2 separate regions of the Homo sapiens genome follow, and region 2 is linked to region 1. Evidence: read pairs that join two places in POLR2A ChIA-PET (ENCODE). Cell type or tissue: MCF 10A. All regions are shown on one strand.

What was found. ChIA-PET counts read pairs that join two places held together with the same protein. Peaks named below come from ENCODE experiments on the same cell type or tissue, not always from the same donor. Only the 100,000 strongest peaks of a DNase experiment are listed, where the experiment ranks them.
Region 2: POLR2A ChIA-PET joins it to region 1 with 5 read pairs; 2 of 35 experiments call an interaction of 5 or more read pairs at or near these places.

Annotation. Positions count from the first base shown.
Region 1 is chr10:74,187,218-74,192,217 of GRCh38, reverse strand. The region is part of intron 1 of ADK (adenosine kinase); the gene reads right to left. Among named protein-coding and RNA genes, the nearest start is that of ADK, 38 kb to the right of the region's middle. RefSeq lists an enhancer at 1,949-2,008. In MCF 10A, no CTCF peak of the experiment used is centred here; a DNase peak (open chromatin) is centred at 2,007.
Region 2 is chr10:75,202,985-75,207,984 of GRCh38, reverse strand. No RefSeq gene overlaps it. Among named protein-coding and RNA genes, the nearest start is that of VDAC2, 5.3 kb to the left of the region's middle. RefSeq lists a silencer at 1-14 and an enhancer at 179-928. In MCF 10A, no CTCF peak of the experiment used is centred here; no DNase peak of the experiment used is centred here.

The sequences.
Region 1 (5,000 bases):
AAAAAAAAATGGTAAAAATCTGGAAACATAATAAATGTCCTTCAACAAGTAAATAGGTAAACAAACTATGGTACACCCATAAAAGAGAAACAATAAAAAGGAATGAACTATGACACACACAACAACTTAAACGGATCTCAAAGGCATTGTGCTAAGTGAGAAAAAAGCCGTATCTACGGGTTACCTACTATATGATTCCATTTATATAACACTCTCGAAGTTACAAAATTACAGTGATGGAAATCAGATCAGTAGTTGCCAGGGGTTAGGGTTCAGAGAAAAGCATAACCATAAAGAAATAATATGAAGAAATTTCTTTGTGGTAACAGAATAGTTTAATACCCTGAATGTGGTAATAGCTACATGAATCTGGACATGATAAAACTTTATAGAACTATACACCACCACCTCCTCAATTAAAAACAGTATATACAAAAACCCGTGAAATTCTAATAACGTCTATAGTTAATTTAATACTATTGTATAACACCGAAATCAGCTTCCTGGTTTTGGTAACACACTATAGTTATAAAAGATATATCATTGGGGGAAGTTGAGTGAATGGTGCACAGGAACTTTCTGTACTATTTTTGCAATTTCTGTGAGTTGTATTTCAAAAGAAAAGGGAGGAACAGGATATAAAAACAGATATATTAAAAATGTTTAGGCCAGGTGTGGTGGCTCACACCTGTAGTCTCAGCACTTTGGGAGGCCAAGGCAGGACAATCACTTGAGCCCAAGAGTTCGAGACCAGCCTGGGCGAGACCCTGTCTTTTTAATTGACATAGTGAGACCCTGTCTTTATATTTTAAAATAATTTTTTTTAATGCTTAAAAAACAAATTGGGTGACATCATTGGGAATGGCAGAGTAAGGACCTCCAAAAATCCTCTCTTCCATAAAACCAACAAGAACACTGGCAAAAAAATGTCAAGACTTGGGCCGGGCATAGTGGCTCACACCTGTAATCCCAGCACTTTGGAAGGCCAAGGCGGGCAGATCACAAGGTCAGGAGTTCGAGACCAGCCTGGCCAACCTGGTGAAACCCCGTCGCTACTAAAAATACAAAAATTAGCTGGGCATGGTGGCAGGTGCCTATAATCCCAGATACTCCAGAGGCTGAAGCAGGGGAATCGTTTGAACCTGGGAGGCAGAGGTTGCAGTGAGCCAAAATTACACCATTGCACTTCAGCCTGGGCGACAATGCAAGACTGCATCTCAAAAAAAAAAAAAAAAAGTCAAAAATAGCCTTTTTCAGAACTCTGAATATTAACCAAAAAGTTTGCAACAATCCAAGGAGCATTTATTCAAAAAAAGATGGCTGCATCTCAGTAAGAATAGCAAGCTTTGTGGCATTTTAACATGCCTTATTCCCATGCCCCTCTTCCCAGCTCCAGGCTAGCCCTGAAAAGCAGCAAACCACAATCTGTGGAATCCTGGAGCCTAGCAGCCAGTGGAGGTGACAGAACAGGGCTAGAGTTCCTTCAAAGTCCCATTTTCAGAGTACAGTTATTATTTGAGCTGACTAGCAATTCCCTGAAAAACCCCACTCCCAAGACTTCCTAATATTTAACCTGATTCAGAGCTTGCCCATTGCTAACAGGCTTTTCCCCCAAGGTATTTATTTGTCAAAAACAATCAGCTACAATTGCTTAACATTTCAGCTCCCTGAAGCAGCTGGGGCAAACAAGCTAACCAAAAAACACAAAAGGAAAAGTAGGAGAATGAGATGTCCATAGGGAGTTTTGAAAAGTTCTGAAATTCCTAAGACCCTGGAAGATGAAAACAGTGTGCCCAGGCCTATGGGCATACTCAAGAAAGACCTGAGAAGGCCCTAAGCAATCACCACTGACTGAGCATGAAGCTCGGCAAAACAGGAAGTCAAGGCTATGGATGAACTGAAAGCCTGGTTGAGTGCTGAAAGTGTGCTCCAACAAGCACACAGAGCCTCTCAGCGAAGACTAGAACAGTAACAAGTATTGACAAGAATGTGGAGAAACTGGAATCTTCATACATTGCTGTTGCAAATTATAAAGTGATTCAGCCGCTTTGGAAAATAGTTTGGCAGTTGCTCAAAAAGTAAACATAAAATTACCACATGCCCCAGCAATTCTACCCTTAGGGGAAATAGAAAAATAGAACACCACAAAAACTTGTAGATGAATGTTTATAGCACCATTATTCATAGCAGCCCAAAAGTGAAAATAACCCATATATCTCTCAAGTGATAAATGGATAAATTGGGGCATATCTATACAATGAAATATTATTTCAGTCATAAGAAAGAATGAAATACTGATACACGCTACAACATGTATGAACTTTGAAAACATACTTAGTTAAAAAAAAAAGCCAGCTACAAAAGGCCAAATATTATATGATTCCACTTAGGAAATGTTCAGAATAGGCAAATTTGTAGGGACAAGGTAGATTAGTGGTTGCCAGGGGTTAGAGGTTAGGGAGACATGAAGAGTAACTGCTAACGGGTATGGGTTTTCATTTTGGGGGACAAAAACGTTCTGGAATTAAATAGTGCCGATGGCTGTACAACCTTGTGAATATACTGAAAACTACTGAGCTGTGCAATTTTTAAGTGGTGCATTTTACAGTAGCTGAATTATATCTCAGTTATATAGTAACAAACACATAAAACTATCTGACCTAATTGATAAATTATAGAACACTAAATTCAATAACTGCAGTATACACCGTATTTAATAAAAGATACATAAAATATCTACACTGAAAACCTCAAAATATTGCAGAGCGGAATTAGAGACACAGGTAACATTCACCAAAACAGACCACCACAGGGTAGGCCTTAAAACTAATCTCAGTAGCTATCAAAGGATTAAAATGATAAACAACTTATCATTTACAGATATATGGTACAGATATGTACACAATATGTCAACAACGCATTCCCTGAACACCATGTAAAATTGAAAATAGCTAAAAAATCCCCAAATATTAAGAAACAATAAACTTCTAAATGACCTGTGGACCAGAAAAATCACAATGGAAATAGAAATTTGAATTGAACACATCGAAATTGTATGCTGCAGCTAAAGGAGTACTTAGAAGAAAATGTTAATTATATAAGAAATGTACATTAGAATGACTACTAGGGGTTAGCAAAGAAAAAATAATAATAATGAAAGAAATGTGGCTGGGAGCGGTGGCACTTTGGGGGGCCAAGGTGGGCGGATCACGAGGTCAGGAGTTAGAGACCAGCCTGGCCAACATGGTAAAACCCCGTCTCTACTAAAAATACAAAAATCAGCCTGGCGTGGTGGTGCACGCCTATAGTCCCAGCTACTCGGGAGCCTGAGGCAGAAGAATCGCTTGAACCTGGGAGGCGAAGGTTGCAGTAAACGAAGATCGTACCACTGCACTCCAGCCTGGGCAACAGAGCAAGACTCCGTCTCTGAATGAATGTATGAATGAATGAATGAAATGAAATGCACATTAGAAAACAAGAAAGGTTTAAAAACAATAATCTAAACTTCTAACTCAAAAAAGGTAGAAAAAAGAGAGCAAATCAAATCCACAAGAGGAGAGCAAGGTGGCCGGGCGCAGTGGCTCATGCCCCTAATACCAGCACTTTGAGAGGCCGAGGCAGGCAGGTCACGAGGTCAGGAGATGGAGACCATCCTGGCTAACACGGTGAAACCCCGTCTCTGCTAAAAACACACAAAAAAAATTAGCCGGGTGTGGTGGCGGGTGCCGGTAGTCCCTGCTACTCGGGAGGCTGAGGCAGGAGAATGGTGTGAACCCGGGAGGCGGAGCTTGCAGTGAGCCAAGATCGCGCCACTGCACTCCAGCCTGGGTGACAAAGCAAGACCCCGTCTCAAAAAAAAAAAAAAAAAAAAAAATTAAAAATACATGTCCAAAATAGAAATTCAACAAAACAAAATCTGGGTTTTTGAAAAGATTAATTGCTAAACCCCTAGCAAAACTGATCCAAAAATTCAAAAGAAGTACCAACATCAAGAATGCAAATGGAGACATACAGCAGTTCATACAGGCAATAACAGAATATTAGGAAATTTTATGAACTTTATAACAACTCAACAATTGAGAATAAATTCATTTAAAAATTCAACTTCTTAAAACTGCCACAGGAAAAAGTGAAGAACCTGAATGCTTATATATCAGCTAAAGTAATTAAACCTGTAAAAGTAATTACACTAATTTAAAACCTTCTGCTTTTTCCCACAAAAACACTCCAGGCCCACACGGCTGCACTGATTAATTCTATCAAAATTTAAAGTAACAATACCAATCTTATAAAGCTACAATAATTAAGACAGTGTGGCATTGACATAAGAAGATACAAATAAATCAACAGAATAGAACAAATCCAAGAAAAGACCCACAGCTATCTAATCAATTAATTGAAAATCCTTTTGAGAAACCCTTACATGATAGCAAAAGAGTAGTTTAAGATAGATCATAGGCCTAAATACAAAAGACAAAAACATAAAGCTTCTAGAAAAAAACCATGAGAGAATAGTTTCACAAGCCTAGCAGAGAGTAAGGAAAGACTTCTTAGAACAGAAAAGGTAATACCATAAAATAAAATAAATCAACAAATTCAACTTGCTCAAAACTTAAAAGTTCTGCTCTCAAAAGGCATTAAGAAAATGCAACAACATAGCTCAGACCAGGAGAAAATATTTAGAGAGAGAGAGAGAAAGAGTGTGTGTGTGTGTGTATGTGCGTGTAAAATCTGAGAAACCTGGCAAATAACCTGCATTCAGATATAAAGAGAACTCCTACAAATCAGCAACAAAAAGACAACCCAATAAAATAGGGTTGCACATAAAAGTTTAATAAAAACTTGTACATAAATGTTTATAGCACCATTGTTCATAATAGCCCAAAAGTGAAAATAATCCAAATATCTATCAAGTGATAAATGGATAAATTGTGGCATATCTATACAATGAAATATTATTCAGTGATAATATTTCAGAAATGAATTGACACTTCAAAATA
Region 2 (5,000 bases), 1.0 Mb before region 1:
ATTAGTAGGTAGTTACTACCTACCACAAGCAACTACTTTGTGTCATCCACAGGGTAAGCAAAGTCCACTGAGACACAGTCCCTACTCTCAAGGCACTTAACAGTCAAGTGTGTGTAAAGATGTCAAGAACAGGGGAGGGTCCAAAAGTTTACCCTACTTGCAAACTATCAAGTTAGTCTGCCATAGTTTCAGAGGCTCACAGATGCTAGCAGAAGACATGAGACGTATGGGTCAAGGACAAAAGACTCTCTTACTTGTGGCCCAGCAGGCAGTGTAAGCTTCGTGTTTTGCCTCAATTCCCCCTGTCCTCTGTGTCCCTCAAGGATGATGCCAGAGCAGCTTAGGTGGATGCTGTGCACAGCATGCATTCGTGTCACAGCCAAGGAACCCTAAGCTTACAAAACCACGTGTCTTAGAAGGAGCTGCTAACAAATCTGCCCAACCTTCATACTGTGAAAGGAAAATATCTTGGGCCCCCAAGATCATTAAGCTAAAGGGAAAAGTCAAGCTGGGAACTGCTTAGGGCAAACCTGCCTCCCATTCTGTTCAAAGTCATCCTTCCGCTCACTGAGATAAATGCGTATCTGATTGCCTCCTTTGGAGAGGCTAATCAGAAACTCATTGCAACCATTTGTCTCTCACCTACTTGTGACCTGGAAGCCCTCTCCCCACTTCGAGTTGTCCCGCCCTTCCTGACCACTTTAAGTTGTCCTGCCTTTCTTGACCGAACCAATGTTTATTTTACATATGTTGATTGATGTCTTACGTTTCTCTAAAATGTATAAAACCAAGCTGTGCTCTGACCACCTTGGTTACATGTCGTCAAGACCTCCTGAGGCTGTGTCAAGGCTAAGTGTCCTCGACCTCGGCAAAATAAACTTTCTTTTTTTTCTCTTTTTGAGACTGAGTTTCGCTCTTACCACCCAGGCTGGAGTGCAATGGTGTGATCTCTGCTCACTGCAACCTCTGCCTCCTGGATTCAAGCGATTCTTCAGCCTCAGCCTCCTGAGTAGCTGGGATTACAGGAGCGCCACCACCACGCCCGGCTAATTTTTGTAATTTTACCACACTAAAGAGATGGCTGCTTTACTGTGTTGGCCAGGCTGCTCTCAAACTCCTGACCTCAGGTGATCCGCCCACCTCGGTCTCCCGAAGTGCTAGGATTACAGGCGTGAGCCACGGCGCCAGGTTTTTTTTTTTTTGCTTTTTGTTTTTTTTTTTTGAGACAGAGGAGATAGAGTTTCGCTCTTTCGCCCACACTGCCACACTGGAGTGAAGTGGCACAATCTCAGCTCAATGCAACCTCCGTCTCCCAGGTTCAAGCGATTCTCCTGCTTCAGCCTCCCAAGTAGCTGGGATTACAGACACCTGCCATCACACCCGGCTGATTTCTGTATTTTTAGTAGAGATGGGGTTTCACCATGTTGGCCAGGCTGCTCTCGAACTCCTGACCTCAGGTGATCCACCCACATTGGCCTCCCAAAGTTCTAGGATTATAAGCATGAGCTACTATGCCTGACCTGGCAAAATAAACTTTCTAAATTCTCAAATTTAAATTCTAAATTCTGAAATTTCTCAAATTTTCGGGGTTCACAATCCCTGAGGGGGAGATTATTATACTGCTCAGGAAATAAAATCTTTTCTCTGCCCCAGAGAGAGATACTATCTTCCAAGGCTGTTTGCTAAGTAAACATCCTTGGAAAGATAGTCTGAGACAAAAGCTGCCATAAGATGGGTAGAAACACCATGGAGAATTGGCCCCAACAAAGGATGGGGTATGGGAAAGACAAGCTCAAGATGTCACAAGTACAGTATTTTTGTGGGGAGCAGGGTCTTGCTGTGTTGCCCAGGCTGGTCTTGAACTCCTGACGTCAAGCAATCCTCCCATTTCAGCCTCCCAAGTAGCTGGATCACAAGTGTGAGCCACCACACTCGGCTCCTGCAAGTACAGTTCTAAGATGTAAATACAGAGAACCTTGAGCACAGTCAGATGGAGGAGCTACTTGCACTAAAGTTTGAAAGCAGGACTTACCAAAATTAGAAAGCCAACAGGTGGAGGCTGGGAAGGCAAAATTCTAGAAAGAGGATGTGCAAAATCATAGGAGTGCTTGAAGTGGCAAGAATTGTTTGGAAACCACATATGATTTTTTTGCTTTTGATTTGTTTTTGTTTTTGTTTGAGACACAGTCCCGCTCTGTCACCCAGGCTGGAGTACAGTGGCACAATCTTGGCTCACTGCAACCTCCGCCTCCCGAGTTCAAGTGATTCTCCCGCCTCAGCTTCCTGAGTAGCTGGGACTACAGGCACGTGCCACCATACCCGGCTAATTTTTGTATTTTTAGTAGAGACAGGGTTTCGCCATATTGGCCAGGCTGGTCTCAAACTCCTGACCTCAGGTGATCTGCCTGCCTCGGCCTCCCAAAGTGCTGAGATTACAGGTGTGAGCTACTGCGCCCAGCCAGTTTTTTGTTTGTTTGTTTTTGAAACAGGGTCTCCCTGCATTGCCCAGGCTGTTCTCAAACTCCCAAGCGATCCTCCTGCCTCAGCCTCATGAGTAGCTGGGACTACAGGTGTGTACCACAGGGCCTGGTGGAAACCACAAGTAATTAAGTAAAGCTGGAACAAGCTATCAAAAAAGTTGAGAAATTAGACTAAAGATGTTGGCTGGAGCCAAATGCTGAAGGTCCTGAAAGCAGCAAGTGAGGACAAGTCTAGGGTGGCTGGGAGCAATATTTCTGATTTAAGCAATGGGGAGGACAAAGGTTCCACCCACTGTGGGAAAGTCTGCAGGAAGAGGGGCAGGTGTAATGGTGAAGACCATGATACCATTTTGGATGAATATGAGGAGCCAGGTCTACATCGCAATGCAGTTGTCCAATAGGCAGTTAGGAAGTTTTGGAGAAAGGTCTGGCTCAGAAGCATGGGTGTAAAAGTTAGTTTTAATTATGACTAACCATGGGTGTGGTTTAAGTCAGTGAGCTATGGGATAGGAATAAAGACACTAGCAGCCTAAAGGACGAGGCCATGGGGAGCATTAGTCTTTTGTTGTTGTTGTTGTTTTGAGACAGAGTCTCACTCTGTCACCCAGGCTGGAATGCAATGGCGTTGTCTTGGCTCACTGCAACCTCTGCCTCAGCCTCCGGAGTAACTGGGACTACAGGCATGTGCCACCATACCTGGCTAATTTTTTTGTATTTTTAGTAGAGACAGGGTTTCACTATGTTCACCAGGCTGGTCTCGAACTCCTGACCTCGTGATCCACCTGCCTTGGCCTCCTGAAGTGCTGGGATTACAGGTGTGAGCCACAGTGCCCAGCCTGGAGCATTAGTCTTTTAGGGGCAAGCAGCAGAGAAGGAGCTAATGAAGAGAACTGACAAAGACTAGCCAGGAGGATAAAAAGAGAACTCAAGAGGAGCATTTTCGTGGAAGCCAGAGGAAGAGAGCACTGGGTAGAGAAGGGAGTGCTCAACAGTGTCACAAACTGAGGAGAGGTCAAGTGAGGCAAGGGCAGAGAGCATTAGGGCCAGACACAGTGGCTCACACCAATAATCCCAGCACTTTGGGAGGCCAAGGCAGGAGGATCACTTGAGTCCAGGAGTTTGAGACCAGCATGGGCAACATGGCAAGATCTCATTTCTGCAAAAAATGAAAATTAGCTAGGCACAGTGGTACGTGCCTGTAGTCCCAGCTACTCGGGAGGTTAAGGCTGGGAGGATCGCTTGAGCCCAGGAGTTTGAGGTTACAGTGAGCTATGATTGTGCCATTGCACTCCAGCCTGGGCGAGAGATCAAAACCTTGTCTTTAATAATAATAATAAATAAAAGAAATAGCAGCATTAGCTGCGATTACTGTGTAACAAATTGCCCCCAAATTTAATGGCCTAAAACAAGCATTTTATTATCTGAAAGTTTCTGTGGGTCAAAAATTAAGGACTGGCTTATATGGGTGGTTCTGGCTTGGGGCCCCTCAGGGGGTTGCAGTTGAGATGCTAGCTGGGGCTGCAATCATCTGAAGGGTTAACGGCACTCAAGGACCTGCTTTCAGGATGGCACCCTCATGTGGCTTTTGGCAGGAGGCCTTAGTTCCTTGCCATGTGAGCTTCTCCATGTGGCCGCCTGGGTGTCCTTGTGACATGGCCGCTGGCTTCTCTCAGAGCAAGTGATCCGAGAGAGACACTGAAGCCACAATGTCTTATATGATCCAGCCTCAGAAATCGCACTATCATTTCTGCCTTATTCTGTTTGTTAGAAGTGAGTTAGTAAGACCAGATCACACTCAAGAGGGGGAAGTTAGGCTCTAGCTTTTGAAAGGAGTATCAAAAAATTTGTGGATATTCTTTAAATCCCCACAGCCTTTTTTTTTTTTTTTTTTGAGTTGGAGTCTCGCCCTGTTGCCCAGCCTGGAGTGCAGTGGCACGATCTCACTGCAACCTCTGCCTCCTGGGTTCAAGCAATTCTCCGCCTCAGCCTCTTGAGTAGCTGGGATTACAGGCGTCGGCCACCACGCCCGACTAATTTTTTGTATTTTTAGTAGAGACAGGGTTTCACCATCTTGGCCAGGCTCGTCTTGAACTCCTGACCTCGTGATCCAACCACCTCAGCCTCCCAAAGTGCTGGGATTACAGGAGTGAGCCACTGCACCAGGCCCCCACAGCCTATCTTTTGAAAGGAGTGTCAATTTGTGGATATTCTTTAAATCCTCACAGCCTATGCCATGGTCACATTTACTTTCATTCCTCCCACATGGAAAACATACTCACTCCCTCCCAAAACCTCCCCGAGATCCCAGCCTTCACGGTAGCCACATGAGGCTCCTTGGGTGTAGTTCCTTGAGTACAGCAGTTCCTCTCCATCTGAAGACCTGTGAACTAAAGAGATATCAACACACAATGGTGGGATAGGCACAGCATAACTGCTACAGACACCCCTGTTCAAAAAGGGGGAAACAGGAGGTACCCAGAAGTCACAGGTCCACAGAGATTCTGAAATCCAGCCAGGCAA